Regions from separate parts of the Homo sapiens genome. Here region 1 is linked to region 2. A link is an interaction called in ENCODE POLR2A ChIA-PET data of the cell type or tissue named here. Cell type or tissue: Panc1. All regions are shown on one strand. Each heading gives the region's core, and the rest is flanking DNA. Links, peaks and the distances in the headings are about the cores only. Region 1 holds the start of LOC100287036 (a long non-coding RNA gene). Region 2 overlaps ANKRD11 (ankyrin repeat domain containing 11).

Region 1 (15,377 bases), core at 8,943-13,942, 52 kb after region 2:
ACCCTCACATGTCACCAACTTCAGAAACTTGGCCGTATTGGCAGTACACTCACTGGGGGTTGACTCCCAGTCAGCAGGGATTGTGAAGGCCATTGATGAGGGCTAGGCCAGGCATCAGACATTGTCCTGAGCCCGCAGCTTGGGAACAGTGTTTTTTCTTTCTTTCTCTCTCTCTCTGTTTTTTTTTTTTTTTTTTTTTTTTTTTTTAAAACACAGGGTTTCATCATGTTACCCAGGCTGGTCTTGAACTGGGCTTAAGTGATCCACCCACCTCAGCCTTCCAAAGTGCTTGTTTTACAGGCTTGAGCCACTGCACCTGGCCTTATTTCTGTATTTTATAGATTGAGAAACTTAGATATATCTGACCACAGATTGAGGGCTCTTAACCAGTTAGGCCAGCATTTGAATTGTCCTGACTGCTTCCAGTGGTGAGAAAGTAGTTTATCTCTCTGTTCACAACACACGCCCACATACTGGGAACATACTCACAGAATAATACCGTCCCTTTCTGTGATGGTGTGCAGTGCCCCCTAATGTTTCCTGTTCTGTATTATTTCACTTTCACAAAATGGCTTTATTCATAATTGCCAAAACTTGGAAGCAGCCAAGATGTCCTGCAGAGGGTGAATGGATCAGTCAACCAAGGTCCATCCAGACGACAGACTATTACAAGGCCCTAAAAACAGACGAGCTGCCAGGCCTGAGTGAAAGCAGCCCGTCTCCAAGGACTACACACTGTAGGGTTCCGACTCTGACATCCAGGAAAGGGCAAAACTGTGCAGACAGCACAAAGATCAGTGACGCCAGGGGCTGGGGAGAGGGAGGGACGGAGGGTTGTGCAGCAGGAACACGGGGGACCTGGGGCAGTGAAACTACTCTGTATGATACCACAACGGTGGGTCCACATCAGGATACGTTCGTCCAACCATAGACTGCACAGCACCCGGTGGACCCTGAGGTCGTGCGGCCTGTGGGTGATGATGCTGTGTCCAGGGGGGTCTCAGCTGTAACAAACGGCCACTCTCGTGGGGATGCTGAGCCCGGGGGTGCAGGGGAACCCTCTGTACTTCATGCTCAATTTTGCTGTGAACCTAAAGCTGCTTTAAAAAATAAAATATGTTTTATTTTCAGTGTCTGTTTAACATGCTAAAATGATTCTGGAATTGACCTTAGGCATGACCCAAAAGTTGTGATGCATCTTTGACTGGAGTTCCCAGAGCATTGTTGAGCTTGGCCACTGAGTCTGTGACCTCACACCAGGGGGCAGGCGTTTTTCTGCATGCCCCACAGGGGCCCTTCTTCCCTGGGGGTTCCCTGTCACTCTGGGGGACCACGTGTGAAATTCCCCGGGTGCACAGGATGGGAAAATGGCTGAGAAGCGTGGAGCAGCCCCGCTGTTCTGTTGCAGCTCGTTTCTTGAGTTTGTAACTACGTTCTCAACTGTGGACCCTTGCGTTAAAAAACAAAGCAGCCCTAAGGAGTAATAAAACATTTGAGCATAAAGGAAAGAAATGGACGTTTCTAAGGGAATTGCTTGCTTTCTCAGTTGTACCAGGATAACCTCCTTGGAGGTGTGGAGGTGTGAAACTAGGGAGGTCAGGGCAGCGGGGCACTTTCCTCAGAGAGGGCAGTGCAGACCAGGCCCTGCCGGAGGAGAGCCCTGCCTGGTCTCAGCGCCTCTCTCGTTGTGTTTGTCGTTTGCTTTTTTCTAAAGCCATTACAGTGATGATAACTTGGATTTAGATAGTGCTTTTTCATTTAATCCCCACAAAATCCTTTAGGAGAATGGGTTCTTGTCCTCATTTTATAGAGGAAGTTGGTGAGAATCAGTGAGCAGACGAGGCTGTTTTCTTGCATTTGTCTTGGCCTGCAGGTGTCATTTCTCCCCAGAGCTGCGGGTACAGGTGCTGCCGTTGTGGAGGGACGTGTGGAGCTGTAAGGCATCTCTGTCCTCGGGGACTTGGGGGGCTCAGTGTTTCTTTCTGAAAAGGTACAGCCCACCAGAGGTGCTTGGGCCATCCCAGGACTTCACGGAGCTGAAGAGCGTTCACCAGGTGTTTCTCATGAGTTGGGTTTTTAGTTTTTTGTCTGTTTCAGTGTTTATAGTCTGCTTGTAAAATGATCCTTTATTGTGAGGATTCTTTAATACGTAAGGAAGTCATTTCTGTGACACATTCTGCAGCTTCTGGAATTGTGTCTTTTAAGATTATTATCTTTTTTTTTTAATATGGAGATGGAATCTTGCCATGTTGCCCAGTCTGGTCTCAAACTCCTGGGATCGAATGATCCCTTCCACCTCAGCCTCCCAAAGTTCTGGGATTAGAGGCATCAGCCACTGCATGCTACTGAGTTTTTAAATTTTTTTTGAATGTTTTGTGTGCCCTTCTTAAGAGAGAGTGTGGTGAACACAGTGGTGATGACGGTTCCCAGCATGTGGGGCCCACGTGCAGGAGCCACCCCAGCCCGTTAACCCGGAACCAAACCCGAGTCCACACCATTGCATCCGCCGAAAACATTCAAAACCATCACCGTATCTTAGACTAAATGAAAATAAAAATAGCACACAGGCTAGGTGTGGTGGTTCATGCCTGTAGCCCCAATATTTTGGGAGGCTGAGGCAGGAGGATCCCTTGAACCCAGGAGTTCGAGGCTGTAGGGAGCTGTGATTATTTAATTACACTGCAGCCTGGGCGACAGAGGAGACCCTGTACCTAAATACATATCTATAAATCTCTATCTCCTGAATCGCTGGGTGCCTTGAACTTTCTCAGTGTCACCACACACCCAGCGGTATCAAAAGGCTCTTTCCTAAATGTGCCATTTTCTTCAGCAGTTCTTTGTTTGAACTGGTTTCCAAACAGGGTCTACACACTAAGATTCTTTGATGTCTTTTAAGTCTTTAATCTGTAAATTCTCCCTTTGTTCTTTTCTCTGGGATTTTTGCCTGTTTGTCAGAGATCGGGGTCTTCTGTCCCATAGAGTTGTTCTGTCCATGAGATATATGATGTGAACTGTGCATCTAATTTTAAATTTTCTATTAGCCTCATTATAGAGTAAAAAGAAACACATGAAGTTAATATTAAGAATGTATTTCATCAGGCCGGGCGCAGTGGCTCATGCCTGTAATCCTAGCACTTTGGGAATCCAAAGCAGGCAGATCACCTGAGGTCAGGAGTTCGAGACCAGCCTGGCCAACATGGCGAAACCCCATCTCTCCTCAAAATAGAAAAATTAGCCGGGCATGGTGGCAGGCACCTGTAGTCCCAGCTACTCAGGAGGCTGAGGCAGGAGAATTGCTTGAACCTGGGAGGCAGAGGTTGCAGTGAGCCGAGATGGCACCATTGCACTCCAGCCTGGGCGACAAAGTGAGACTCCGTCTCAAGAAAAAGGAAGGTGTTTTGCTTATAATATTTTTCAAAATTTTAATTTTTGTCCTCAGGGCATATGGCACTAACTAGAACTGTACAGTCAAATTACCAGGTTTTAATCAAAAGCCACTGGGGGAAGTTTAAAGAGTGTCCACAGAATCTTTGATCTGCCTCCCTTCAGAAGTGGAGCACCGTTCTCTGCAGAGTGTGGGCTAGAGGTTGGAACTCGCCGAGGAGGAACAGGATGAGGTGGAAGTGAAGCCGTGGGACTTCCGATACAAGAGATGCTGCAGCTTCCTCCGCCCCCGCCCCCCCCCCCCCCCCCCAGTCACTGTACTGGGGAAACCTACTGCCGTGTCACGAGGACCCTCACGCAGCCCCTTGCTTCCGATACTAGGTCACAGAGGTGCCGTGGCTCCCCCCCACACCACCCCATCAATGACTGCACTGTGGAAACCCGCTGCCACGTCACGGGGACCCTCACGTAGCCCCACGGACATGTCCACACATCCGCAGCCGTGTCTGTGCACCAAGGAATTTGGGCCTTCTGCCAGAGCCAGCAGCAGCCCTCCCGGTGTGCGAGCGGCCACCTGGGAAGCAGCCCCTCCCTCTCCACTGGCTCCCCTAGCACCTGACTCACATCCTGAGCCAGGTCTCCCGAGCCTTCCCACCCACCCAGAAGCTGCGTGCTGTCAGGAATGCTCCTGGTGTGGTGGTGGCTGCATGGTCATTGTTGACAAATGCTTTGTGTCCTGCCCCTGACCGGACACACAGCTAAGTGTATTGCTTCCTCTTCCTTTTTGAAGTTGTAGAGATTGCTTTTTGTATTTTTATATTGAATGCTTTAAATCCTTTAAATGTTTAATGTCATTCAAGTATATTTAAATCATTTTAAACATTATTAAAATGTTTATATTTAATGTGAATACATAAACAAAATTTTATGTTTTTACATTTTATTTTATTTTATTTTATTTTATTTTATTTTTGAGACAAGGTCTCACTCTTGTCTGTCGCCCAGGCTGGAGTGCAGTGGTGTGATCTCTGCTCACGGCAGCCTCTGCCTCCCAGTGCCTCAGCCTCCCAAGTAGCTGGGATTACAGGCACGCACCACCATGCCCGGCTAATTTTTTGTATTTTCAGTAGAGAGTTTCACCATGTTGGCCAGGCTGGTTTCGAACTCCTGACCTCAAGTGATCTGCCTGCCTGGGCCTCCCAGACTGCTGGGATTCACTGCACCCAGTCTCATTTTATATTTAATGTTTTAAATGATGTAAAATGCATGATTCCAAAGCCAAATACACAAAACAAGGTTTATGAAAGGAAGCTTACCTCCTACCTCATACTGTTTTTTTACTTTATTCCTTCTTTCTATGGGAATTAAAATTTTTTTCTGTTTCTAGTTAATTTTTTAACAGCTTTATTGAATTACAATTGACATAAAATTCACTCATTTTAAATTTACAGCTCAGTGGGTTTTGGGAAACGTATACCGTTGGGGAAACACCATCACCTAAAAGTATAGACTATTCATCACCCATGGGAGTCTCCTTACACCCCTTGTGTTTTTTCTCCCTTTTTTTTCCTTTTTTCTGTGAAATCATTATAGACTCACAGGAAGTTGCAAAAATAGCAGCATCCCTTGTGCCCTTCCCCACCTTCGCCCAGTGGCCGGGAACATGACATTGGAAGACAGGGTGACCGCCCTGCAGACTTGATTCAGATCCCCCGTCTTATCCTGGATACCTGGTCCTAGAGCCTCCTCGACAGCCACCGACAGACATGAGCCCTCCTCACGGAGTCCCCGCCTGTTTCCCCGAGGTTGGTGGTTTTGTCCTGGAGGAAGCCGTGGGAGTAGAGTCCACAGGGAGTGACCTAAGAGGTGGGCTTTGTGCACTCACTCAGCAGGGGCCTCCGCTGATTCGCCCGTGCTCCTGGGTGCGTCCACTCACTCACCAGGGGCCTCTGCAGATTCGCCCGTGCGCCTGGGTATGTCCACTCACTCAGCAGGGGCCTCCACTGATTTCGCCCGTGCTCCTGGGTATGTCCACTCACTCAGCAGGGGCCTCCACTGATTTCGCCCGTGCTCCTGGGTATGTCCACTCACTCAGCAGGGGCCTCCACTGATTTCGCCCGTGCTCCTGGGTATGTCCACTCACTCAGCAGGGGCCTCCGCTGATTCGCCCGTGCGCCTGGGTGTGTCCACTCACTCAGCAGGGGCCTCCGCTGATTTCGCCCGTGCTCCTGGGTATGTCCACTCACTCAGCAGGGGCCTCCACTGATTTCGCCCGTGCTCCTGGGTGTGTCCACTCACTCAGCAGGGGCCTCCGCTGATTTCGCCCGTGCTCCTGGGTGTGTCCACTCACTCAGCAGGGGCCTCTGCAGATTCACCCGTACGCCTGGGTGTGTCCACTCACTCAGCAGGGGCCTCTGCAGATTCACCCATACGCTTGGGTGTATCCATAGCCATCCCTTTTACTGCTGAGGGGATGCCGTGATGTGAATGAAACCCAGTTTCGAGGACACCGCTGGGACACCTGTTGAAGGGTTTTCCCCATTGTCTATTATCAGTGAAAGTTCTGTGAACATTCGCAAACAGGTCTTTGTGTTCACATGAGGTTCCATTTTCTCAGATAAATGTCCTGGGGTGCAGTTGTTGAGTGGGGCAGCAAGCGCACACTTAGGTTCGTAAGGCTGCCTTGCTGTTCTCCAGAGCAGCAACACCACTTTGCGTTCCCACAGCAAGCGAGAGAGTTCCAGCTTTTCTACATCCTCTCCAGCATCCTTGAGTATTTTGTATTTTAGCTGTTCCGATTGGTGTGCAGTAATATCTCATTGCGGCTTTAAGTTGTGTTTCCCTAACGGCTTAGGATGTCGAGTGCCTTCATGGCTTGTTCACCACGTGCACCTCTTCTGAATGTCTGTGTGTTTTCTCTTATTTTCTAATTAATGTTTGTTGTTTGATACTTCTTTCTTCTACATACAAGCCTGCTATCTGACTTGTGATTTGCAGATATTTTTCCCTGTCTGCAGTTTGTCTTTTCACTCTTTAAACTAGGTCTTTCAAAGAGCAAAAGTTTTTAATTTTGTCGAGGTCGTTTATCAGTTTTTTCTTTTATGGATTGTGCTTTTGTTGCCATGTCTGACAACTCTTGGCCCTAGGTCCTAAAGATTTTCTCCTGTTTTTTCCTAAAATGTGTATAGGTTTTTCTAGTTTTGTTCCATATGAACCTAAGCATTTATTTTTATTTGGAGCACCTATAAATGGTACTGTCTTTATTTCATGTTTTTATTTGATTATTGCTAGCATGTAGAAATAGAATGGTACTGTGTATTTCTTGTTTTCATAGGATTATTGGTAGCATGCAGAAATAGGATGGTACTGTCTTTATTTCTTGTTTTCATAGGATTATTGCAGAAATAGGATAGGTGTTTGTGTGTTGATCTTGGATTCTGTGTCCTTGCTGAACTCTATTAAATAAAGTTTCTTGGAATTTTTGATAGATTCCTTGTGATTTTCGACATGGACACTTACACCATCTTCAGAGAGAGACAGTTTTATTCCATTTCTTCCTTTCTGCCCTGTATGCCATTCCATCTGCAGCCCTCAGCACGTCACTCTTGATCATGTCAGCCTTGAGTTCTTGGTAGTTGGCCTTTATCGTGTTGAGGATGTTTCTCCACACTCCTGTTTTCCTAGGAATTTTTATCGTGAGTTTTGAATTTTATCAAATGATTTTCTGTACCAGTTGTGATTATGTGGTGTTTCTTCTTTAGCTTGTTGGCATGCTGGGTGACGTTGACTGATTGATGGTTGAGCCAGCCTTACATATTTCGCTGTCATCAGAAGTGTAGGTGCCCTCTGCATTTCCAACCTCTGCATTCCCCACCTCTGCATTTCCAACCTCTGCATTCCCCACCTCTGCATTTCCCACCTCTGCATTCCCCACCTCTGCATTCCCCACCTCTGCATTCCCCCTCTGCATTCCCCACCTCTGCATTGCCCAGTGGACTTCTTGCTGTACCTGCTTTTCTCTGCGTCTCCGCCTGGTCGTGTGTCTGTGGAACCTCCTTAGTCCTGTCAGCCCCACGTGCAGATGTGCCCGGATGCCACCAGCAGCCCCTGGCGGGCAGGCTTTGTGTTAAGCCCCTTTCTTAGGAGATGCTTTGGGGCACTGCTCTGGGCCAAGCACTTTTTCATGCCCCGGTTGTGTTTTTTTGGTTTGGGGTTTGGGTTTTTTTCACACAGGGTCTTGCTCTGTCACCAAGGTTGGAGTGCAGTGGTGCAATCTTAGCTCACTGCAGCCTCGACCTCCTGGGCCCAAGGGGTCTTCCTGCCTCAGGCTCCCAAGGAGCTGGGATTACAGGTGCGTGCCACCTCGACTGATTAATTTTTTGATATTTTTGTAAAGATGAGGTTTCCCTACATTGCCCGGGTCTCAAACTCTTGGGCCCAAATGACCCCCCTGCCTTGGCCTCCTGAGTAGCTGGGACCACAGGGGTGAGCCACCGTGCCTGGCCCTATTTGTGTAATTTGGGGGTAGATTGAGCAGTGGGTGGGTGGTTGCTGAGTGGTGTGCACCTTCTGCAGCGGGGTGGGGGGGGCGGTGGCTGCGTCCCCTTCTGCAGACCGTCCTCCTCTGCATTCCCAGCAACGGTGCGTGACACCCCAGACCTTTCTAACCTTCCTCTTCCCTGCGTGTTTCTCTCTGCTGGTCACTTCCGTGTGTTTATTTCCACCCTCGCAAGCCTTGGAGGAAATCTGCTGAGTCACCCTCCATCTGCCGTCCCTGCCTTACGGCCATGATTATTTTTAGCTGTGCAATTGTACCTTTAACACACACGCCTGCTTTTCTTTGTCTTCATCACATTTAGTTTGTATCTTGGCGCCTTCTGTGTAAAAGAAGCATTTTCCTTGCTCCTCCTCCCCTTCGTCTTCACAGAGCTGTGTGTCTCCTTGTCAGGCTCCAAGCTCCCTGTTGCACTCTGCAGTGGGTGCCCTGCAGTGTGTATTGGGCATGGCTAGGCCTGCCCGACATGCTGGGAAGCCTGAAGCTGCTCCGTCGTCATGCTCATGCCCTTGAGGGTCCCAGTAGGGCCTAGCAGGGCGATGGGGCCCTCCTTCCTCTAGGAGGCCAAGACCCCTGAGAAGAACAGGTCCTGCAGCAAAAGGTCAGTGACACCTCTGAGGCCTTGCAAGGACATAGTGTGGCCTTTATCTCTGTCACCTTCTGAAAGACTGCTTCAGCTGAGAACCCAAACGTCCACCCAGTAAAAATGTACAACTTAGCAGACCACAAAGCAAACGCCTCCGCAGCCTTCACTTAGAACCCGTTTCACCGTCCCTTCCAATTCCATCCGCCAGGCAGCCATTTTCCACGCTTCGCGGATGTCTTGTCAACTAAGTATGCATCCCTAAGTACTGTAGTTGCTATTTTCAGAAATTTATGTAAATGTATCATGTATTTTGTCCCCAACATTATTACTCTGTGTGTGTGTGTGTGTGTGTGTGTGAGAGAGAGAGAGAGAGAGAGGAGAGGGGAGAGGGGAGAGGGTCTGGCTCTGACGCCCGGGCTGGAGTACAGTGGCATGATCTTGGCTTACCGCAGCCTCGACCTCCTGGGCTCAAGTGATCCTCCTGCCTTAGCCTCCCTGGTAGCTGAGACCGCCAGCATGCACCACAGTGCCCGGCTAATTTTTAAACTTTTCGTAGAGACAGGGTTCCTCAACATTATTTGTGAGATTGACTTACGTTGTGATGTGTTTGCCTCCTCTGCTGTGTAGTGTTCCACCCTCACATCCTAGTGGCACGCCGCAAACCCCACTGCTATGAAGCACTTCACGCGTGTCTCTTGTGTCTGTGCACCTGCTTTTCTTTTGGACGTGTATGTCCAGAATGGCATTGCTGGGCTATAGGGCATACTTGTGTTCAGTATGAGTAGAGATTGCCAGGTGCGTGAGTTGGCCCTGATGAGAGTGGACTAGTTTCCTTTGCTCCACCCCTTCACCAGTACTTGTGTGTACGAGTCAGGGTTCTCTAGAGGGACAGCACTAATAGGATAAATGTATATATGGAGGGGAGTTTATTGGGAGTATTGACTCACACAGTCATGAGGTGAAGTCCCACAATAGGCTGTTGGCAAGCTGAGGAGCCAGGAAGCCAGTCCGAGTCCCCAAACCTCAAAAGTCGGGAAGCCAACAGCGCAGCTTTCAGTCTGTGGCCGAAGGCCCAAGAACCCCTGGCAAACCACTGGTGTAGGTCCAAGAACCCAAAAGCTGAAGCACTTGGAGTCTGATGTTCGAGGGCAGGAAGTATCCAGCATGGAAGAAAGATGGAGGCTGGAAGACTCAGCCAGTCCAGTGCTTCCGCAGATCTGCCGTGCTGGCAGCTGATGAGATCATGCCCCCCCAGATGGAGGGTTCGTCGGCCTCTCCCCGTCCACTGACTCAATGTGAATCTCCTTTGGCAGCTTCCTCAAGATGCTCCCAGGAACAGTTACACATCCTTTAGTCCAGTCAAGTTGAAACTCAGTAGTAACCCTCACACTTACCTTGGTTTTAGTTTGCATTTTCTTGATGACTAACGAAGCTGAGAACTTTGCGCCCACGTGCCGCCCTCCTGGCTTTTTCCCTCTTCTGTGAGGCACCCACGTCGCCCCGACTGCTGTGTCCGTGCTCCTGTCGGGTGGTCCGTGTTCCGGAGCACGGGGCTCCTGTATGTTCCACAGCCCAGTGACCAAGCATGTGTCTGAGGGGCAAAGCAGAGGCCAGTAATGCTGAACGCGCTCTCGGTGCTGCCACCCCCCGCCGTGATAACAGAAAATGTGAGTGGAAACAGGGCTGCAGTAGAGAGCGTTGTGCCGTGGGGCACTTTGGGAGGCCGAGGCCGGCAGATCATGAGGTCAAGAGATGGAGACCACCCTGGCCAACATGGTGAAACCCTGTCTCTACCAAAAATACAAAAAGTAGCTGGGCACACTGGGGGTTTGGTTTGAACCTGTGAATTTTGGGGTGCAGGGGAGGGGCCGACACAAACATTCAAACCGTAGCAAAGAGATTCTACCTCGCGATGTGTGGTGCCTGCCTGGCCTTGGCCAGTGTGGCTTATGGGGTGAGACGGAGGACACCCATGTTAGGAGTCCTTTGCACAGAGTGATAGCTGGAACCCCACAGTTGGTGTGGCCCTGAGGAGGGGAAGGAGAGAGAGCTGGTGCGGCCCTGAGGAGGAAGGAGAGAGAGTTGGACTCTTGGGGAGGGCTCTTCAGAACGTGCAGGGGTGTGTGGAGGCTGGACAGAGACGCTGACGTGGACTGTCAGGCGGTGTGCGGGAGGGCCTGGTTCCTGTGAGGGCCTCTGTCCCTCGGCTCTTCCCCTGCCCCGGGCTCAGCCCCCCTGCCCTGGGCTTAGCCCCCGTGCCCTTAGCTCAGACCCCCTGCCCTCGGCTCAGCCCCCCTGCCCTCGGCTCAGCCCCCCTGCCCTGGGCTCTGCCCCCCTGCCCTGGGCTCTGCCCCCCTGCCCTCGGCTCTGCCCCCCTGCCCTCGGCTCAGCCCCCCTGCCCTCGGCTCAGCCCCCCTGCCCTGGGCTGCTTGCTCTCCCCTTGCCCACTGAGATGGTGAGAGGTGAGAGGCCAGTGGTGCTTCTCTTCCATACCTGGGATTGCCACAGTGCTGTGGGTCATAGGGTGTGTCACTCAAGGGCTTTGCACACAGTAGGCCTGCCAGGTATGCAGCTCTTTTTCCTTTTCTCCTTTTTTCTTTTTTCCTCCGCTCAGTCCGTTGGAGACTTCTCTCCCTGTGAGGTGTGCACAAGGCACCACTCCTGACGCAGCCGCTGGAGACCGTGCTTCTCCCTTTCCACGGAGCGCACAACAGCCGGCAGGGCTCAGCTGGAAAAGGCAGGGGTTGCCGTAAAGCATCCTTCAGACACCAGCCTCGGAAGCATGGCGAAACCCGACTCCACAGAAAGTACAGAAATTAGCCGGGCATGGTGCCACGGGCCTGTACTCCCAGCTACTTGGGAGGCTCAAGTGAGCGGATAGCTTGAGCCCAGGAGGCGGAGGCTACAGTGAGCTGTGATCACACCGCTGCACTCCAGCCTGGGCAACACAGCTGTCTCAAACAAACAAACAAACAAACAAAAGAACTCTTCAGATAAAGCTAAGGTATCTGGAGCATGGCCGTGTGCTGCAGGCAGGCCACACCTCATCACCATGCGGGGCTGTGCCCAGGGCCGACGTGGGAGCAAGCCCCTGGTGCCACACAGGACTGCTGCTTCCAGCTCCTCCTCACTCCCCCTTCCCCACCCTCCCCAGTGTCCCCCTCAAGGCAAACAGGCCTTTGGTGTTTGATCCTGTCAGTCATGAGTGTGTTCCTGTCTTTGGAATTGGAGCTGGGATTGAAGGTTCTGGGAGAGCTTCCCTTGAAGGGCTTCCCTCCCCTTTTCCACCCTGCTGCTGACTTCCTGTCTTCCTCCTCCTGGGCCTCTGAGGCCACGTGCCTGCGTGAGGGGAGGGGCTGAATCACATCCCTTCTCAGGGGCCTTGGGCACCATTCGATATTTAAATGGTCATTACACAAACTAGTGGTTGGTGGAGTTATTAACTTACATAAGGAGAGGAGCATTTGCCCAGGACGTACGTAAAGGCCTGTTCTATCAACATACTGTGGAAGACAAATCTGAATTTGAAGTGTTCTCTTTCTCTCTGGGAGTCTTCGGAGGGTAATGTTGTCACATCTGTTCAGGGAGAGAGACTCACCCAGGTGTAAGGGGGCTTGGTGTTTTAATACAAATTACAGCAAACCCTTGAACAATACAGGGGTTGGGGGCGCCAGCCTCCTGTGCAGTTGAAAATTTGTGTAGAACTTTTAACTTTCCCCAAACTTAACTAACAGCCTTCTGTTGACCAGAGCCTTCCTGACCACATAAAGCCAGTCACACACATTTTGTATGTTATGTGTGTTCTGCTCTTACTGTTAGGGTAGAGCAAACTAGAGACGTGAAAATACTGAGATCATGAGGAGAAAATAGACTTAAGCCTCGCGCAGCAGCAGCGGGTCTCCACGAATGGCTTTCGTCCTCCGGGTTTTCACGTTGAGGAGGCTGAAGAGGAAGAGGAGAGATGGGTCTTGCTGTCTCAGGAGAGGCAGAGGTGGAAGAAAATCTGCGTGTAAGTGAACCCACGCAGTGCAAACCCAGACCCAGGTTGTTCATGGTCAGCTCTGCTTACATTCCATCCCTTTATTGAAGGTGAATTTCAACCCCAAAGAAGTCTTTTTTTTTTTCTGTGAGTTTTAAGATTAGTTGTGTCATTACAAGTTTTTTCTTATACGGTCCTTCTCAGGTGTTAGTGTGCAGAACAGAACATGCTTAAAATGCAGGTTTGGGTTCAGAAGGCCCGAGGGGACCCGTGAGTCTCCATGGTCCACGGACTCCCTGGTGATGCCAAGGCCTCTGGCAAGGAGTGCTCCTGGGCAGCCCCTGCCCCGCAGCTGCGGCTCCCCACCCGGCCCCACAGTCCCCGCCCCGCAGCTCCCGCCCCACACCCTGCCCTGCAGGCCCCGCCCCACAGTCCCCTCCCCACAGTCCCGCCCTGCAGCCCCAGTCCTGCCCCGCCCGACAGGTGTCTCAGGGTTGTCCTGGCCCAGCTCAGATCCTAGAAGCCGGGGAGAGGCAGCGCCGGATTCCCCACCAGTGCCTGCTCTTGTCAGCTGAAGAGACCAGATAGGCTGAAATTCCTGGGGGTTTTGCCAAACTGACCTTGCCGTAGTCAGTGTAACCACTTCTGCATCAGGCTTAATCCTGGAGGAAGGCTCTTTGGTGCTCGCTGCATCTCCTGTGGAGCAGAGGGAATCGCAGCTGGGCTCCTGTGTGTGCGGAGGGGGAGGGCGCGGTGCCTGGATGGTTCAGGCGAAGGCTCTGTGCTCGCTGGCGCGTGGTGGGTGCTGGGAAACCTGCCCTGTGCCTTCCCTGGGCCGGTCTTGACAGCATCTGTCACCTCCTGAGTGCTCTTGAAGCCACCTTCCGGGAGGAGCAGGCCATCGTTGTTCCTGTCACGTCTGTCCTGCCAGCCCCGTAGAAGGATTGTCTTTTGAGCCCCATTGCAGGGGAGGTGGAGCCCCTCTGGGCTGCAGGGGCTCTCGCAGTGTGGAGAGGCACAGGGCAAGGACGGCTGTTCCCAGCATCAGCTGGCCCTGGATCCCAGAGCTGGCCGCAGACACTGTCCACTCCGCTGGGCTGAGTTGTGTCTTATTTTGGCACAGATGCGGGGCTGCCAGGTAATGGGCAAGTTCCCTGAGCCCACAGCTTTGGCGCCGTGGCTTCTGCTTCAGGGAGTGTGCCAGTGGCTCGTGTGGGGGACTCCCACCACCCTGGACTCTCGGTGACCCTGACAGTCCACGAAGCTGGGACGGTTGCCATCCGCCAGGAGGTGAAGTAACAAGGAATGCGTGGCCTGGGGGCGGTCAGGGCCAGGTGCTGGCCGGCCCCTCGGCTCTGCGTTTACCTTCCCGCGGCTGTGCCTTGCCGCTCAGCACAGGGCGTGAGTCAGCCCCAGTGGCCTGAGGCGTGTTTCAGTTTCCTGCTGATTCAAGGGTCGTGAGTTTAAAATAGACTTTGCCTGATAACTTGGAAATGAGGGAGATTTAGGCTGCACTTAAAATGAGTCTAGGCAGGGACAGCCAAGTCACCTTCCAGGGAAGAGTCTCCCCCGGGAGTGAGACCCGGTGCCTTCTGTTGTGTGGTCGGCTGTGCAGCATCGTGATGAGAAGGCACAGGGGCTGCGGAACTGTCTAAAGAGGGGACTCCCAGCTTCAAGGACTGTTTTATGTGACAGCCCTGCCAGGGAGGCCTGGGGACATCATCACAGCCCCCACCCTCAGACAACACCCATGAGTCAGCAGAGCCTGTTGGCCTGACTCCTGAGTGCCGTGCAGCCCCTGGTAGAAGTCACTGACACGGCTGAGTAACGGTTCCTCGGCCCTCGGCTGGCTCTGCCATTTCACGGCAAGGGGTGAGGCTGACCAGCCCTGAGCCTGGTGGAGGGAACACAGGGCAGTGTGGGGGCCAAAGGTGCCAGAGGCATCACCAGGGCAGCTTCTGGGAGGACTGGGATGGCAAGTCTTGGAACAGAACAAAAGCAACTGGAGCCTCTGTCCTCATCTGGTCTCTCATTGAAAAAGACTCTAGAGTGGGCCGCGTGCTGCACGCCTGGTGCCTGCAGGCGGGTCCTGGGAGGTGTAGCCTGGGCTAGATGGCAGCTACATCCAAACCAGCTTCATCCACATCCAGCAGATGCTTCAGCAGGACATCTCAGCTGTCACCATCTCCATGACTGTGATGAGGGTGGTGGTTCATGGAGAGGCGGGGGCTGGGGTTGCAGGGCCTCGAGCACATCGCTGCCATCGGTAACATGTTGTAGCCAAGGCCAGGCGGACACGAGGGTCCTGGAAGGGCCACGGCCTGGATGGTCTTAGCTGTCATCGTGCAGGTGGCTGGAGAAACGTCTCCAGAAAACACAGCGTACACCTGGGACAACACTCCCGAGTCCCCGGAGTGTTCGCTGTGATGCAGGCCGTGAAAAGTATTTTGCCTGGTGGGTGCGACCCACTTCCTCCACCTCCTGAGTGGACTCCCAGATCCCTGGTCCATTGGGGAAGGTGCCTGGGCAAAGCACCAAGCTAGGGACATGAAGAGAATCAGGTGTCTCAGGAGTGAAGTGATAAGCCCCGCACTGTCGGGGCCCAGACACCGTCCGGAGGCCGTGGGGTCTGCGCCCTGACCACGCCAGAGCTGTTGAGTGTGTCCGTGGGCCACAGACTCACATCTGGGATCAGGACGGTGGACTCTACATGGTGAAGGCCCCGTTTTTCCGTCCTGAGAGCAGACAGTCTGGATTTTTTAAAATGTTAATTCCAGATAATCCTTAAACTTGTAAACATTACCACTGAGTTTCTAGACAGCCATGAGCTTGAACAGCCTTCCGAGTCAGGTGCTGAGATGCCCTTTCTCCAG
Region 2 (15,377 bases), core at 3,513-8,512:
CGTGTAGGCCTGGTCACCTTTGGGGCCGGAACTGCACACACTCCTTCCTCCCATAAGCCCCAGTGCTCGTGGTGGTTACGCAGCCCTGCTGCCCGTGCAGGAGATGCCCCACGAGGCCTCCAGCTTCTTCTCTGCCTTTGCTCACTTCTCTTCCCTGGAAAGCAGGCAGGTACTCGTCAGGCTTTCCTTCATTTATTTCTAGAGTTTCTGCAGATCTAGAAGCCTGTCTCCTATTGGTTATTGTCTTTTAACAAAGACCTGTTTGGCATTACACAAAAAATGCTTTCACAAGTCCCAAGGCAGCGGGCAGGTCCTGGGGCTGCTCTTCGTGCCCTGTGTCCCGTTTCTTATGCAGGTGGAGACTGCTGGTCGTTCTCTGGAGTAGCCCCAAGGAAGCTATCTGAAGGCTCAGGGAGCTCTAATCCACTTAGGAGAAAAGGAGTTAAAATGGCATCATTGGGCTGGGCACAGTGGCTCACACCTGTAATCCCAGCACTTTGGGAGGCCGAGGTGGGTGGATCACCTGAGGTCAGGAGTTTGAGACCAGCTTGGCCAACATGGAGAAACCCCATCTCTACTAAAAATACAGAATTAGCCAGGCGTCGTGGCACATGCCTGTAATACCAACTACTCGGGGGGCAGAGACAGGAGAATTGCTTGAACCTGTGAAGTGGGTGTTGAAGTGAGCCGAGATCACGCCATCGCTCTCCAGCCTGGGTGACAGAATGAGACTCTGTCTCAAAAAGAAAAAAACAGGCATCATTGTTTTGCAACTGGGGTACCAGAAATAACATCTTTCCATAGTGAATTTCTGGTGGCAGAGGAGCTTCATATATACCCATTGATACTTGGACCTGGACTGAAGCTTGAGGGGTTTGGAGATGCAGAAAATAGTGTTTGGTAAATAGAGATGAAAGTGTGTGTTTTGAGAAATGATGATTGGAAAACTGAAAAGGTCAGTGTCTGCAGCCATGTATTTCTTTCTAAATTTTTTATTTTTCTGCATTTTCAAAAATTATATTTTTTGGGAAATTATTATGTATACTCTTCTTGCTGAACAGAATGTTAAAAATACAGCTGACATCTTCTTTGCCCGTTGTACTCAGTCCAAGTTCTTTGTGAATCACAAGAACCAACACGTTCTTCGCAAATCCGTGCACTGCACGGAGCTCTTCCGTGCTGCTTGGGGCGCTCGCGTCCCAGTCACCTGGAGGTGGGAGGCAGAGAGCAGTGGTGGAGCAGAAAACTGTAAGCTCAAGTTGGAGCCAGGAGGCTGAGGCAGAAGTGTCACTTGAGCCCAGGAGGTTGAGGCTGCAGTGAGCCGTGACTGAGCTCTGTCTGGGCGACAGAGCAAGACTTTGTCTCTTTAAAAAAATGTTCAAGTTGGACTCCTGGAAAGCAGAGTTACATGAGCTGGTTTTGGATGCCCTGACAGGGTGTGGAGCAGGAGGCCCCTGTGGGCCTGTTCCCCATGGTCAGCTTTCGACATATAATGAAAGCCCCGTTCACTGGTAACACTTGATTTGAGCCATTTAAAATTATTTTATAAAATTGTTGTTCCACTTAGGAACTGGCACAAGGTCTTTGTGAGAAAGCCCTAAGTTTTCAAGATAGGATTAAAAAAGCATGAGCCTGTGACGCACATACAGACGGTGTGCACCCCTTCTAGCCCGCCGGCTGCCAGCAGCTCCCAGAATGGCCGTGTGCCGGGGCAGGCATGGGGGCCGGCCCCACCTTCTAGAAGCCAGTGAGAAAGGCCTTCCTGGGGCTGGTCCGCACTGCCGACGTTCTGGGCATGGACGACCCTAAGTTTTCAGTTCTAAGCGACAGTGAATGCCTCAGCCCGGCTTGTCTACGACTGCAGGAGGCGTCTTGACGCTCCCCAGTGTGCCGTCAGAACCTTGACCCAAAAAGGTCTTCAGCCTTGGAAAGCCCTTCCCACCTCGCCCCACCCACCAACCCCTGAAGAGGTTTTCAGCCTTGGAAAGCCCTTCCCCACCTCGCCCCACCCATCAACCCCTTAAAACATGGATAAAAGAGTTTTAAACCACAGCGCCTGAAGTTTGAGACCAGCCTGGCCAACATGATGAAACCCCGTCTCTACTAAAATACACAGACAAAAAATTAGCCAGGCATGGTGGCACACACCTGTAATCCCAGCTACTCGGGAGGCTGAGACAGGAGAATTGCTTGAACCCAGGAGGCAGAAATCTTTGTGTACACCAGTGTCTTCAAACAAGAGAAGCTACTTGAGCACTTGCTAGTCATGCTGGCCAGTTGTGTGTTCTCAGCCAGACTATTTCCAGCCTGCTGTATCTGTAGCCTTATAGCACGTACATTTAGCTTAATATCTTTAAAGCTCTACGTTTTTGCTATTTTCTGAGGAGGTTTTTGTGGTTAGGCTTCAATGCCATGATTTGAAATTATTATCAAGAATTACAAATCAATATTGACCTAATCAATATGGTTGACATACACGTTGATGAAATCATTATATATGTTTGGTCCTTGAACAACTTGGGGATTAGTGGCACTGACCCCTGGTACAGTCAAGTCCACATATAACCTTTTATACCCCGAGTATTTAATTTTGTTGACCAGTGCCTTCCTGATCACATAAACAGTCAACACATTTTAATCCAACACTGACATATACAAAGCACTTTTTTTCCCGCTTCTTAAAGAGACAGAGTCTCGCTTGCCATGTTGCCCAGGCTGGTCTCAAACTGCTGGGCTCAAGTGATCCTTCCGCCTCGGCCTCCCAGTGCACTGGGATTATAAGTGTGAGCCACCATGCCCCTCATATTTTATATGTCGTATGTATTGTATACTGTATTCTTACAGTAAAGTAAGCTAGAGAAAAGAAGGTGTTGTTAAGAAAATCATAAGGAAGAGAAAATATGTTTACTTCTCATTAAGTGGAAGTGGGTCATCATGAAGGTCTTCATCCTCATCATTTCATTGAGTAGAAGGAGGAGGGGTGGTCATGCTGTTCTCATGGGGCGGGGGTGGAAGAGGTAGAAGGGGAGGCAGGAGAGGCAGGCGCATTTGGTGTAACTTACGAAGTGCTTTGTCATTTCTCTAGAAATGTTCCTGTATGGTCACAGTCCTCCCTCACTGTTGGCTTTAGTTTCAGTGCCCATGTCACAGACAGGTGTGTGTTGTACAAGAAGTTAAAAGCGGGTGGGAGTCGTGGGAACCCCTCCCCTCTGCAGGAGTGTCTGATGTCACTTTGTTTTCTGTCACTGCTGCTACCTCCTCCTCGTCACCTGGTGTGGGTCAGAAGCACTCATCACCACCAGGTTGTCTTCTAATTTCTCTGGTGTGGTATCTCTTAGCTCTTGAGTTTTGAAATGAAACCCTTCATCCCTCCCCGCCCCCCAGCCCTCCTGCCCCGGCCCACATGTCCGCAGTCTCTTCATGATCTCCTTGATTGGCTGTTGTAAACCCTGTGGAATCACACACAACCTCCAGACATAGTTTTCTCCAGCAGGAGTTCATTGTTTTGGGTTTGACAGCTTTCATGGCTTTCTCTATAACAATGATGGCATCTTTCATGGTGTCATCTTCCAGACACTCATGATGCTCTCTCTCTCTCTCTCCCATGTTGACAGTCCTTTCCATAGCATGCTGTGTGTAATGAGCCTTACAGGTCCTATGACCCCGATCTAGAGGCTGAATTAGATACGCTGTGTTTGGGGACAGGAAGACCACGTTGACGCCTCTGCTGTTGAACTCACGGGGTTCTGGGGGACCAAGGGCATTGTTCATTGTCAAAAGAACATTTAAGGCAGTTCCTTACTGGCAAGGCAAGGTACTTCCTGACTTCACGGACAAAGCATCAATGGAAGCAGTCCGGAAAAAGGGGTTCTTTCCAGCCTTGTTGCAAAACCAAATACCTGGCAGCTGGTGTTTATCTTTTCCCTTCAAGGTTCTGAGGTAGGCAGCTTTATAGATAAAGGCAGTCCTTATCATAAACCCTACTGCATTTGCACAAAACAGTAGCATTAGCTTATCCCTTCTTGCCTTCTATCCCAGTGCTCGCTTCTCTTTCTTACTAACAAATGTTCTTACAGGATTTTTTTCGCCAGAATAGGGGAGTTTCACCTGCATTCAAAACCTGTTCAGGCAGGGCCAGGCGTGGTGGCGCACGCCTGTAATCCCAGCACTTAGGGAGGCCAAGGTGGGTGGATCGCTTGAGGTCAGAAGTTTGAGACCAGCCTGGCCAACATGGTGAAACCCTCGTCTCTGCTAAAAATACAAAAATTAGCCGGGCATGGTGGTGGGCGCCTGTGGTCCCAGCTACTTGGGAGGCTGAGGCAGGAGAATAGCTTGAACCCAGCAGGTGGAAGTTGCAGTGAGCTGAGATCATGCCACTGCACTCCAGCCTGGGTGACGGAACAAGAGTCTGACTCAAAAAAACAAAAACAAAACCCTGTTCAGGCACATGTCCTTTTTCCTCGATGATATTCCTCATGGTGTCTGGGACCTCATCTGCTACCTCTTGGTTGGCAGAAGCTGCTTCTCCTGTTATCTTGACATTGTTAAAGCCAAACGTTCTAAAACTGTCAAACCATCCTTTGCTGGCATCCACTTCTCCAGCTGCTTCCCCTTCCTTTTACTTTCAGTTGTTGTATAATGGCTTCACTTTTCTGGAATCAGACTAGAGTCTATTGGTATTTGCCTTTCTTATAGCAATCCTGCACCCACACATTTTCATATATCCGTGCTGTTTGGGAATTAATTTTAAAGCTGCGTTTTCAGTGAGATAAAAAGGTATTTCACAAAAAAATTTTCAAGCCTGTTGCTGTAGCTGCGGTGATGGCTTCACGGATGTCCTGTTCTTTTTTTGTGATGGCCCTTCTGCTGGATTTATCGATTTTGAAAAGCATCCACAGCAGAGCACAGGCTGCGGCGTGTCACGCAAGTTTAGCTTTTCCTAAAGTCACAACTCCTGGGAGCTCTGCTTCTTGGGAGCACTGCCAGCATCGCTAGTGGCACTTTGTGTGGGTCTGTGGTGTCATTTAGGGTTTATGGTATTGAGTAAACACAATGAAAAAGACTTGAGAACTGCAAGAGGCTTTTTTTTTTTTTTTTTTTTTAAGAGACGGAGTCGGCTGGGTGCAGTGGCTCATGCTTGTAATCTCAGCACTTTGGGAGGCTGAGGCTGGGCGGATCACTTGAGGTCAGGAGCTTGAGACCAGCCTGGCCAACATGGTGAAACCCCTGTCTCTACTAAAAATTTAAAAATTAACTGGGCGTGGTGGCGGGCGCCTGTAATCACTCGGGAGGCTGAGACAGGAGAATCGCTTGGGCCTGGGAGGCAGAGGTTGCAGCGAGCCAAGATCGTGCCACTGCACTCCAGCCCGGGCGACAAGAGTGAAACTCCATCTCCAAAAAAAAAAAGAGATAGAGTCTTGCTGTGTTGCCTGGGCGGGAGCGCAGCGGCTTGTCACAGGCATGACCATAGTGCCCTGCAGTCTTGGACTCCCGGGCTCAAACGATCCATTTATCTCAGCCTTCTGAGTAGCTGGGACTCCAGGCCCATGCTACCGCAACTAGCTTAAGGCTTGAGATAATTTGTTTACTGTGATACACAATTTCTGGAGAGACCAGCTGCTCACGCGGAGACGATTAGTGTCACACGGTGTTTTAAGCGGATACCGACACACTTGAGCTCACCGCGGTAGCACAGGCTGTGGCTGTGAGATCATTACAGCGTGCAGTGTGGTATGTCCCGCACTGAGTTGTATACACTTCTGCTTGAGCCTGCGACGTTACGTTTGTTTACGTTTCCCTCTGCTGAACGATGCCATGTACAGTCTGTAAGTATTTATAAGCGTTTAATTTTTTATAATCTGTGTATAGTTTATGGTAGGAAATGATAGACTAATATCTACATATATTTTGTACATTCATGACATACTTTTTCTGACTTTTTTCGGTATTCCTGGGCTGTATGGTTTGTAATTCTTTCCAAATGGTCACAAATCTCTAATAAGTTTTTCAGTGTATTTGTTGAAAACAAATCGATGGGTGACTTGCCGTGTGCAGCCAAGCCGTGGTGTTCGGGGTCAGCTCTGTGCACACGTGTGTGTCCACGTTCATCATGGAGTTCTTCAGCTGGCATGTTTTAGTTCCTGTTTTTTTCTGGTCCTTACCTGAGCAGAGTTGAAGTGCTTTTCCCGATGCTCTCTGGAGGAGCTTTTCTCCTCTGATCGTAGCACGCGGGAGATGGCCCGAGCAGCTGTTCCCACAGCTCTCCTGAGGTTGCTCTGTAGATGGCGCATCCTGGAAGCATAGGACAGAGTGTAGCTCACACACACAGCGGCCGGCAGAGGCCATCGGCTCTGAATTCTCTCACAGAGCAGGGCTTGACAGGCTTTTTCTGTACTGGGCCGATTAGTGGTATTTTAGGCTTTTCTGGATGTACAGTTCCTGTTGTATCGTTCAGCTCTGCCCATGTAGAACAGAAGTAGTCATAGATTTTATGTAAACAGGTGAGTGTGATTATTATTATTATTATTTTTTTTACAAAAACACATGGTGAGCCATAACTCGCTGACCTCGGCTCTCTAGTAATATTTTTTAAGTGAAGAGAATTACTAGGTTCAATAAGCATAAAATCTCATTGATTTCTATGAAAATACTGTAAATCTTTGAAGTCTGATATTAATGTTTTTAAAAAGAATTGCCGTGAATAAAGGATCTCTTTAAGGGATGTCATGGGGAGAGGGGAGGGTGAAGAAAATCACCAGTAAAACTATTGATCATTTTTGTCTCGGGTTAACACCCCTCTCTGCGGGCCTCACACTTGCGTGTTGTCTCCACTCTGGCTTTGCAGAAGTGCGGAGCTCCTGTCCTGCAGGTATTGTGGTCGTCAGACCCTTCTGGAGATGTCGAGTGGGCCAGGGCCCCAGCCCGCTTGGTGGTCACTCCTGATGACCCTGTCCCGTGTGGACCGCCTGCCAAGACTCAGGCCCCACCTCTGTGTCAAGTGCAATTAATAGCAGCTCTAACTAAAAGTAAGAATAAGGTTCTACCAATCTTGTAACCCTACACAGGCGTCTGTCAGGTGTCCCTGGGTGCTGGGTTCTTGGGGGATCCCAGGTAGGTGTGGGAGGGGTGTCGTGTGCATGCCTCCCGCGTGGGGTTGTGTCTGCAGCGTTTCTGCAGGTCTTCCTTATGCATCAGCGAGAGTTACATGATGTTTTCATTTCGTGAAGTAAAGCAGCTCGTGGGAATGTGAACTTCCGACGTCAGCCTCAGTCACATGCCGATGTTTTCTCTCGAATCGCTGGTGTCTGGTACTGCTATGAGCCATATTTAGCCTCCCCTTGCAGCCGTCCACTCAGCAGAACTGGGCTTTTCCTGTGACTCAGGCCGTGCACGGCTCGAAGGAGCAGCTGGGTGGACGGCGGTGCTGGCGTGGCTGGAGAGGGTGGCCTGGCTCCCTGTTGGGGTTGCCCCCGGTGGAAGGCGTGTGTTTTGGAATTGAGCTTCCTGCGCATCTGTATCACTGTGTGGGTTATTCTAGCCAGGGGTCCGGTGTTGCTGTGTTGGATGCTGCCGCTTACCACAGCCTTACCACTTATCTGGGGATAATTTTGGAAATAGGTGTTTTTGTTCAAGTTCAGCTATTAAATTGCTTCACAATCTTGGGTAAACGTCTTAGTTTTCCAGTTGCATTGGATGATCTGTGAAGGCCTTTTCCATTGCTTCTGTCATTCCCACAGGGCATCCCTCAGAAGGGCTTTATTTGAACCCCGGTGATATGCAGCGGGAGAAGAGTTCTTTATGACAGCGACAATGGGGACAGAGGAACGGTGACTGGAAGATTCTTTCCTTGCAGTGAACGCACGTACTGTGGGTGCTGTGCCTTCCTCGGGGTGTATGTAGGTAGGCAGGCACACACCAGTCAGCTTGCATTCTGTGGGTGATACTCTCTGAGGTGGACTGGGTCACCCGGGAGCTTCCGGGGTCCGTAAACGGGGACCACTGATGAACGGGTGGTGCAGGAGCTGTAGGAAGTAACTTTCAGTGAGTCCCTGCCACAGGGTGGCTTTCTGACTCTCAACATTTGTTTAACTTTGCGTGGGGAATATCTTCAGTCACAAAATCTGAGAGAACAGTGTCCTGGGTCCCCGGGCTCAGCGTTTACTAGCATTTGACCAGCTCGGGTTGATCCATCTCCTCCTTGCACTTGTTCATGTTTTCAAAAAAATTTTTTTCTTTCTTTAAACATTTTTTAATTTCAGTATTTTAATTTTTAGTATTAATATCTTAATGTTAGTATTTTAGTAAATCTCCAACATCATCTTGTTTTATCAGCTCATGTTTCAGTGGCGTCTCTGTCAGCTGGAAACCTTCCCAAGCCTTGGCCTTCGCTCTTCTCACAGTGACTCAGTGGGCAGCTGGTGCCCTGAGCCGCCTCTCACTCCGCCTGCCACTGCCTTGTCGACCCCGTCCGTGCTGTGAGGGGCAGCATGGGGCTCCGTGACTCGGGCTCTCCACACCGGCGGCAGGCCCTGCAGTGGTGGCCGCATCCGTCGCTGGGCGCTGCCGCCGCCTCCGCCTGCCCCAGAGCCCCTCTTAATCTCAGTGAGAGGCTCGGGCTGCAGGAGGACGTGTGGCTCTTTCCCCAGCTCTGAGTGTCAGGATCCATCTTGCCGTGCGCTGCCGCTGCTTTTCCTCCTGGGAGTGGGCGCCGGTCCTTCTTCCCAGGCCAGGTTGTAAAGTTGCCCGTGTGTGCATGCGAGGGCCGGGTGCCCGCCGTGGTGGTCCTTGTGGTTCCTCAGTCCACCTGGGGACCCACTGGTTTCAGTGTGAGTGCTCAGTCCTGGCTTCACCATGTTCTTGGCCCGTGACAAACCGGTCCCATCTTTAGAGCCTCTGTGGGTTCTTTCTTCCAGCTGATTTCTATGGAGCAGCCTCCTGTTCTGTAACAGGCCAGTCAGTAGAGTTCCTCTTGATGCCAGTGGAGTCACACGGTCACCAGGTCTACCTCCCTTTCCTCCTGTGGAAGAGCTCGGTTTGCTCAGGAACATGATGGACATTGCTGGCCTGGGCAGAGGGCGTGGCCTTGATGGAGACCACCTCTCCTCTCCGTCATCCTGAGGGGGTGCAGGAGGGAGTCCGCATCGCCCTCCACACCCGAGACCACCTCTCATATCCATCTAGTCATCCTGAGGGGGTGCAGGGGGGAGTCTGCATCGCCCTCCACACCCCTCCTTGGGTGTCGTCATGTGGGCAGGGAGTGCACAGCACCCTTGAATGTGGGGAGCGGCGCCTGCCTGGACCTTCCTGCAGCATGGCGGAATCTGAGCTGGTCCTTGAGAGAACTCATCTGTGGGTGGTGCACAGACTACAGACCACATAGCCTGGGCACCAGAGAGAAGCTGCTGGCGTCAGCGGCCCCTTCTGTGGCTCTGGCCTCCATGCACCGAGCAGCTGGACACCTGTCTGTGCAGGGAATGACTTGATTTAAATGACATAAAACGACACCAAATGGTAGAATGGACACTGGCGGTGCTTGTCTGTCATCTCTTTCTTATTCTTTATTTGTTTCTGTTCTGTGAGAATTGCCTAGTGGTGTCATGCTGAACCTGCCTCTCTGTGTAGGTGGCCTTTCTTCAGTGAGTATTTGCGAAAGTGTTGGGAGGTAGTGAGAGTCGTTGCATCTTTTTCTGGCACTTCCTTGGTGGGACCAGCCACTTACGTGCACCCTGAAAGTCAAGACGCTCGTCCCGTCTTCCCCCTCGGCGGTTTTCAGTAAGCGAGCGCGCAGTTGAACGTTTCTCACCTGAACAAGTCCCCTTCGTCATGAGACGGGGCAGCTATAACATTGCCAAACACATTTTTCTCAACTAGGAGAGCTCAAGCAAGGGACGGAGCCCTAGGGTTGTCTCGTGGTGTCCGCAGGGCTTGGTTCTTGGGCGTCTCGTGGCGCCTGCAGGGTTCTGTTCTTGGGTGTGTTGAGTGCCGTGGGGTGAATGGAGGCTTGGCCTTTTGAGAGGCTGCTGTACTGAGCACTCAGGAGCCGGCCTGGGGGTCGTCTGGGGCTGACATCAGCAGGGAGGTTGCTGCCATCTTCGGCTGCCTCTGACCAGCATCATGGAAACCTTTCCCAGCACAGCAGTCACCGTGATGAAAGCTCCCTTCTGCTCTCGGGTCCTGCCGTGGAGGAACAAGGCCAGGTGGGTGCAGGTCAGGGGAGGATGCTGAGCTCACCTGGGCGTCCTAGGCTTCAGTCGGTCATTTGTCAAATGTGTGCGGTGACGCTGAGCTGCCTGGAAGGCCCTGTGGTCGCTGCTGGGCTGTTTCCATCAGCAGGAGGTGTGCTCCAGCCTCTGGTCTTCTCTTTGCTTGGTTGGGGGAATTTGCCTCAAGGCCCTGGGTGTCATCTTGCAGGAGCCATTTGCCATCTTTGCCCTGGATAACGGCAGGAGGGCTCAGGATCCTGTAGGATCCTAACTGGGCCCAGGGTGTGGCTGGGGCAGGTACCGGGCACGCCTGTCTCCCCTTCTGGACTGCACTGTGGCTCACAGCTCCTTCCAGAAACATCTTCTCATCCTCAGAGCTGCCACATAGTTGGGCACAGGCCCACACTAAAGTGCAGGCTGGCCACCCCTGGACATGGGCTCCCCTCGCCTGAGTCCTGAGAAGAAGCAGCTCCACCCCAGCTCCAGGGCAGGGAGGGGCGTGGGGAAGAATGCAAAGAGCATTTTACTGAGTCTGATCCTTTTCCAGTTGAACAGCAGTGTGTCTTCTTCCTGCCATGCCTGAGATTCTTCCTCAGTGAGAGCTCTGAAGCCAGAAGGTTTGCGTTCTCGTTACTGGATGGTCTTGGCCTGGCTCTTCCTGAAGGGGCCAGGCCCCCAGCCTCTCTGAGCTTCCATCCTGCAGCTGGGGTTTGAGGTGGGCTGGGCCCCCCGTGTTTGGTTTTTGTTTGTTTTCTTCTGAGATAACCATAGATGACATGAGATGTAAGAAAGAACAGGGAGCAGTCCCTTGTACACATTGCCAAGCTTCCCCAGTGGTGGCATTTTGCACACTGAACAGTATCACCCCTAGGGTGTATATCGGCATTGATGAAACCCTCTGGTCTTAGACAGCTGTTTCACCCTTACTTGGAAAGGGTATTGAGTTCTGTACAGTTGATCACAGATGCAGATGCCTGTGTCCCACAGTCGGGACCTTAAAACCCTTGCGTCACCACAAGGACCCCCCTGGTTGTCCTTCTGTGACCGCACCCCCTCCCTTTCCAGGATCCTCTTTCCACCCTGGCAACCACTAGTCTTGTTTTCTGTCTGTGGATTTATCTGCCTATTCCAGACGTTCATGTGAAGGACAATCTGTGGGCCTTTGTGTCTGATACGGCAGAGCTTTGTGCTGTTGCGGCGCACCCATGCTGCGGCAGAGCTTGGTGCCGTGGAGGCGCACCCTTGCTGCAGCAGGCATCAGAGCACAGCCCTCCCTGTGGCAGGGTCATGCGGGTCATGCACCCATCAGCTGATGGACACCTGAATGGTCTCTGTTTGGCCCTTTGCAGCGCTGCTGTGAACACAGACCTGCGAGTGTCGTGGAGACGTGTGGGCATTTCTCGGGCGTACCTAGGTGTAGGTCGCTGCACTGCCTTTTGTTTGGAGACCAGCCCTTTGAAGATTATTGTTTCATATTCTCTCTTGGGAAAACTTCTTGGGTTTGGGGTGCTTATGCTGTGATCTGGTGTGGTTGGTCCTTTCTAGGGTAGATTGTCAGGCCAGAGCTTGGTAGTGATGTGATCATTGTAGGGCAGCTGTGGGCTTGCTGTGGAGGAATGGGTGCCAGTGGGGGGTCTCTCAGTCTGCTGCTTACATCTTGGTTGACTCCCAAGTCTCTATGCAACCCTTGTTCCCTCCAGGCGAGCACGAAGACCTTCTCTTAGAGTCCCACTGCCTCTTTGTTCTGTGTGCCCATTTTTTAAATTTTTGGAAACAGAGTCTTTCTCCTCCCCTAGATTTGAGTGCAGTGGCTTGGTCAGGACTCACTGTGGCGTCAACCTCCTGGCTCAAGCGATCCCGCCTGCCTCTGGAGTAGCTGAAACCACAGGCGTGCACCACCACACCTGACTAATTTTTGTATTTTTTTAGAAACTGGTCTCACTGTGTTGCCTAGGCTGGTCTTGAGCTCCTGGGCTGAAGCAATTATAGCACTTCAGCCTCCCAAAATGTTGGGATTACAGATGTGAGCCATGGCACCCAGCCCTTTTTTTTTTTTTTTTAAGAGCTGCGTGTTTTTATTGCTGTCTTTTCCCTTAGAGCAAGAAATTAAATTGAGAGCAAGAGAAAATGCTGCACAAAAGAAGCTCTGGGCTGGGCGCGGTGGCTCATGCCTGTAATCCCAGCACTTCGGAGGCCGAGGCAGGTGGATCACGAGGTCAGGAGTTCGAGACCAGCCTGGCCAAGATGGTGAAACCCCATCTCTACTAAAAAAAAAAAAAAAAAAAAAAAAAAAAAAACACAAAAATTAGCCAGGCACGGCAGCAGGCACCTGTAATCCCAGCTATTCAGGAGGCTATGGCAGGAGAATCGCTTGTAACCTGGGAGGCGGAGGTTGCAGTGAGCCGAGATTGTGCCACTGCAGTCTGGCCTGGGCAACAGAGCAAGAATCTGTATCAAAAAAAAAAAGCTCGAAAACATGTTAAGAGTGGACAGAGTATGTTGGAATTGTTGGAATCTGGTTTGATGTAGGACTTATTTTTTAAACCAATGAGTAGCGTAGTGAGCACTGTGAACAGGACTAGAAATCAGATAAACAGGGTTTTCAGATAAACGGAGCACAGCAGTTGGTTGCAAGGACAATTTCTTTTTTTGTTTTTTGTTTTGAGAGAGTGAGTCTTGTTCTGTCACCCACACTGGAGTGCAGTGGTGCAGTCATGGCTCACTGCAGACTTGACCTCCTGGGCTCAAGTGATCCTCCCACCTCAGCCTCTGGAGTAGCCGGTACCACAAGCACACCACCGTGCCTGACTGATTTTTGTTTTTTGTAGAGACAGGGTTTCGCCATGTTGCCCAGGCTCCCCACCTGCTTTTGAACAAGTCATAGTTTGCAAGAGGCAGCAGCAGGTGGACATGCAGCCGCTGGGGGTAGTCAGGATGGGATGCGTGGAGCTGTACTCACCAATCTGCAAAAAACCTGCAGCTGTTGCTGCTTGGAGCCTTTGGGAGCTTTCCTGGTCAAGGGAGGTTTTGTGCCATGGAGGATTTATAGAGGCCCCCAAGCAATGTGGACTTGTCAGGCTGAGGAGGGACGGGTCAGGAACAGGGTAGAGGGGAGCAGGCGGCAGGGACTGGTGTGTGCCGTGGCCTAAGAGGGAGCGTGGGTGACCATGGCAGCTGTACACTCCGGGTTGTTTGAGAGCGTCGCTCCCCTGAGACTCCCGGTCGTTTGAGAGCGTCTCTCCCCTGAGTTGCCGGCTAAGGTTGCGTTGAGCATCCCCGGCCTTTCCCCAGTGGAAGCAGTGGTGGGAGGTCTGCCGCTCTGGGCGCCGCCACTGTGCTCAGGAGGAGGGGCTCCCGGTACTGCTGGGCCAGCACTGGCCCCTGCGGCAGGAGTCTGGAGCGGCGCTCTACCCACCCCTGAGAGAACGCTGAACTCCCACGTGGAGTGGACTGTTGTGTTTCGATGGGAAACACGAAGGGGGATGTATGGACTGTCCCCCTGAGGTGCCTGCTCTTCCTCACCGATGGGTGCGGGGTGGAGAGTTGAGGTAGTGAGTATCCGGTGAGTCTCGGGGTGGCATCTTGGAGTCTGTCATAGAGGAGAGGTCGTCCTAGCAGAAGGAGCCGTGGCTGGGCATCCAGCCTGCACACTGGCAAAGCTCCAGGCCAGGGGCTGGCAAACCACAATCAGCGGACCTAATCCAGCCTGTGGGTCTGTCTTTGTACAACCAGATTGCGAAGGATGGTCTTCACATTCTTAAAGGGTCGTTCACAGCAGCAACAGGATGATGTGACAGAGGCCGTGAGTGGCTTGCAAAGCCCAAAGTGTGTGTCATCTGGACCCTTCCAGAAAGCCTTTGCTGACCCCTGCCCTGGGTGCCCCCGGAAGTGGGACTTGGTGTACCCATAGCACACATTCAAGAGAGCTGCTTTGTTAGGGCCAAGTCATGGATGGTGTCCAGTTGACTGTGCCGCACCTCTGTCTAGACATGTCTCAGCACCCTCATGACAGATACAGGAAACAGCTCGGGTTAGCCAAGGCAAGATGGCAGCCTTTTCAACAAGAGTCTGCTGATTTCAGCGAGTGGAAACCAGCTGATCGTGAAAACTGGGTTTCTCACAGCGAGACACCATCTCACACCAGTCAGCATGGCTGTTACGAAAAGGTTAAAAAATAACAGATGCTGGCGAGTCTGTGGATTAAAGGGAGCACTTATACACTGTTGGCAGGAGTGTAAATTAGTTCAACCCTGTGGAAAGCAGTATGGCGATTCCTCTAAGAGCTAAAACCAGAACTACCATTTGACCCAGCAGTCTCATTACTGGGTATATACCCAGAGGAATAGAAACCATTCTACCATAAAGACACATGCGGGCGAATGTCCATTGCAGCACCATTCACAGAAGAAGACATGGAATCCACATGAGCATCTATCAGTGACGGATTGGATAAAGAAAATGTGGTGCATATACACCGTGGAATACTGTGCAGCCATGAAAAAGAATGAGATCATGTCTTTTTTTTTTTTTTTTTTTTTTGAGATGGAGTCTCACTTTGTCACCCAGGCTAGAGTGCAGTGGCGCCATTTTAGCTCACTGCAACCTCCACCTTCCAGGTTCAAGTGATCAGATCATGTCTTTTGTGGAACATGGATAGAGCCTGGAGGCCCTTATCCTTAACAAACCAATGCAGGGACAGAAAACCAAATACTGCGTGTTGTCACTTATGAATGGGAACGAAATGATGAGAACACGTGGACACAGAGAGGGACCAGCAGACACTGGGGTCTGCTTGAGGGTTGGGGGTGGAGGAGGGAGAGGAACAGAAAAAATAACTGTTGGGTACTGGGCTTAACACCTGGGTGATGAAATAGTCTGTTCAACAAACCCTGATGACACAAGTTTACCTACGTAACAAACCTGCAACCCGAACCTAAAACAAAGTTAAAAAAAACGTTGGGTTTCTGCGGAGAGACCACCTTCCACAGACACTGCCCAGGAAGAATTGCGGTAAAAGGCCCCCTACTTGGCTTACTGCTCTTCCCTTTCTTGAGTGAACATACCTCTTTTTCAATTATTAAGGCATACACAAGACATAAGAGCTTGGAAATATTTTGAAAGCGAGTTTCAGAAAATCCTGGAGCCATTTCTTGGGCAGAGTGTCTCAGCAGCACG

Evidence for each region. Peaks named below come from ENCODE experiments on the same cell type or tissue, not always from the same donor. Only the 100,000 strongest peaks of a DNase experiment are listed, where the experiment ranks them.
Region 1: POLR2A ChIA-PET joins it to region 2 with 12 read pairs; 14 of 35 experiments call an interaction of 5 or more read pairs at or near these places.

Annotation. Positions count from the first base shown.
Region 1 is chr16:89,318,975-89,334,351 of GRCh38, reverse strand. All of the region lies in intron 2 of ANKRD11 (ankyrin repeat domain containing 11), which reads left to right. The region is part of intron 1 of LOC128462377; the gene reads left to right. LOC100287036 (a long non-coding RNA gene) reads right to left here and starts at 13,900. Exons shown (of 4, transcript NR_168302.1): 1 at 13,125-13,900; 2 at 11,019-11,253; 3 at 10,432-10,586; 4 at 9,435-10,116. RefSeq lists enhancers at 3,420-3,943, 8,138-8,257, 10,778-11,291, 10,351-11,550, 13,858-14,371 and 4 more and a silencer at 13,448-13,527. In Panc1, for the core only: no CTCF peak of the experiment used is centred there; no DNase peak of the experiment used is centred there; H3K4me3 peaks cover 1,794 bases; H3K27ac peaks cover 4,524 bases.
Region 2 is chr16:89,365,494-89,380,870 of GRCh38, reverse strand. The region is part of intron 2 of ANKRD11 (ankyrin repeat domain containing 11); the gene reads left to right. All of the region lies in intron 1 of LOC128462377, which reads left to right. Among named protein-coding and RNA genes, the nearest start is that of ANKRD11, 120 kb to the left of the region's middle. RefSeq lists enhancers at 4,950-5,450, 9,991-10,978, 10,979-11,966, 15,356-15,377 and a silencer at 5,551-5,640. In Panc1, for the core only: no CTCF peak of the experiment used is centred there; no DNase peak of the experiment used is centred there.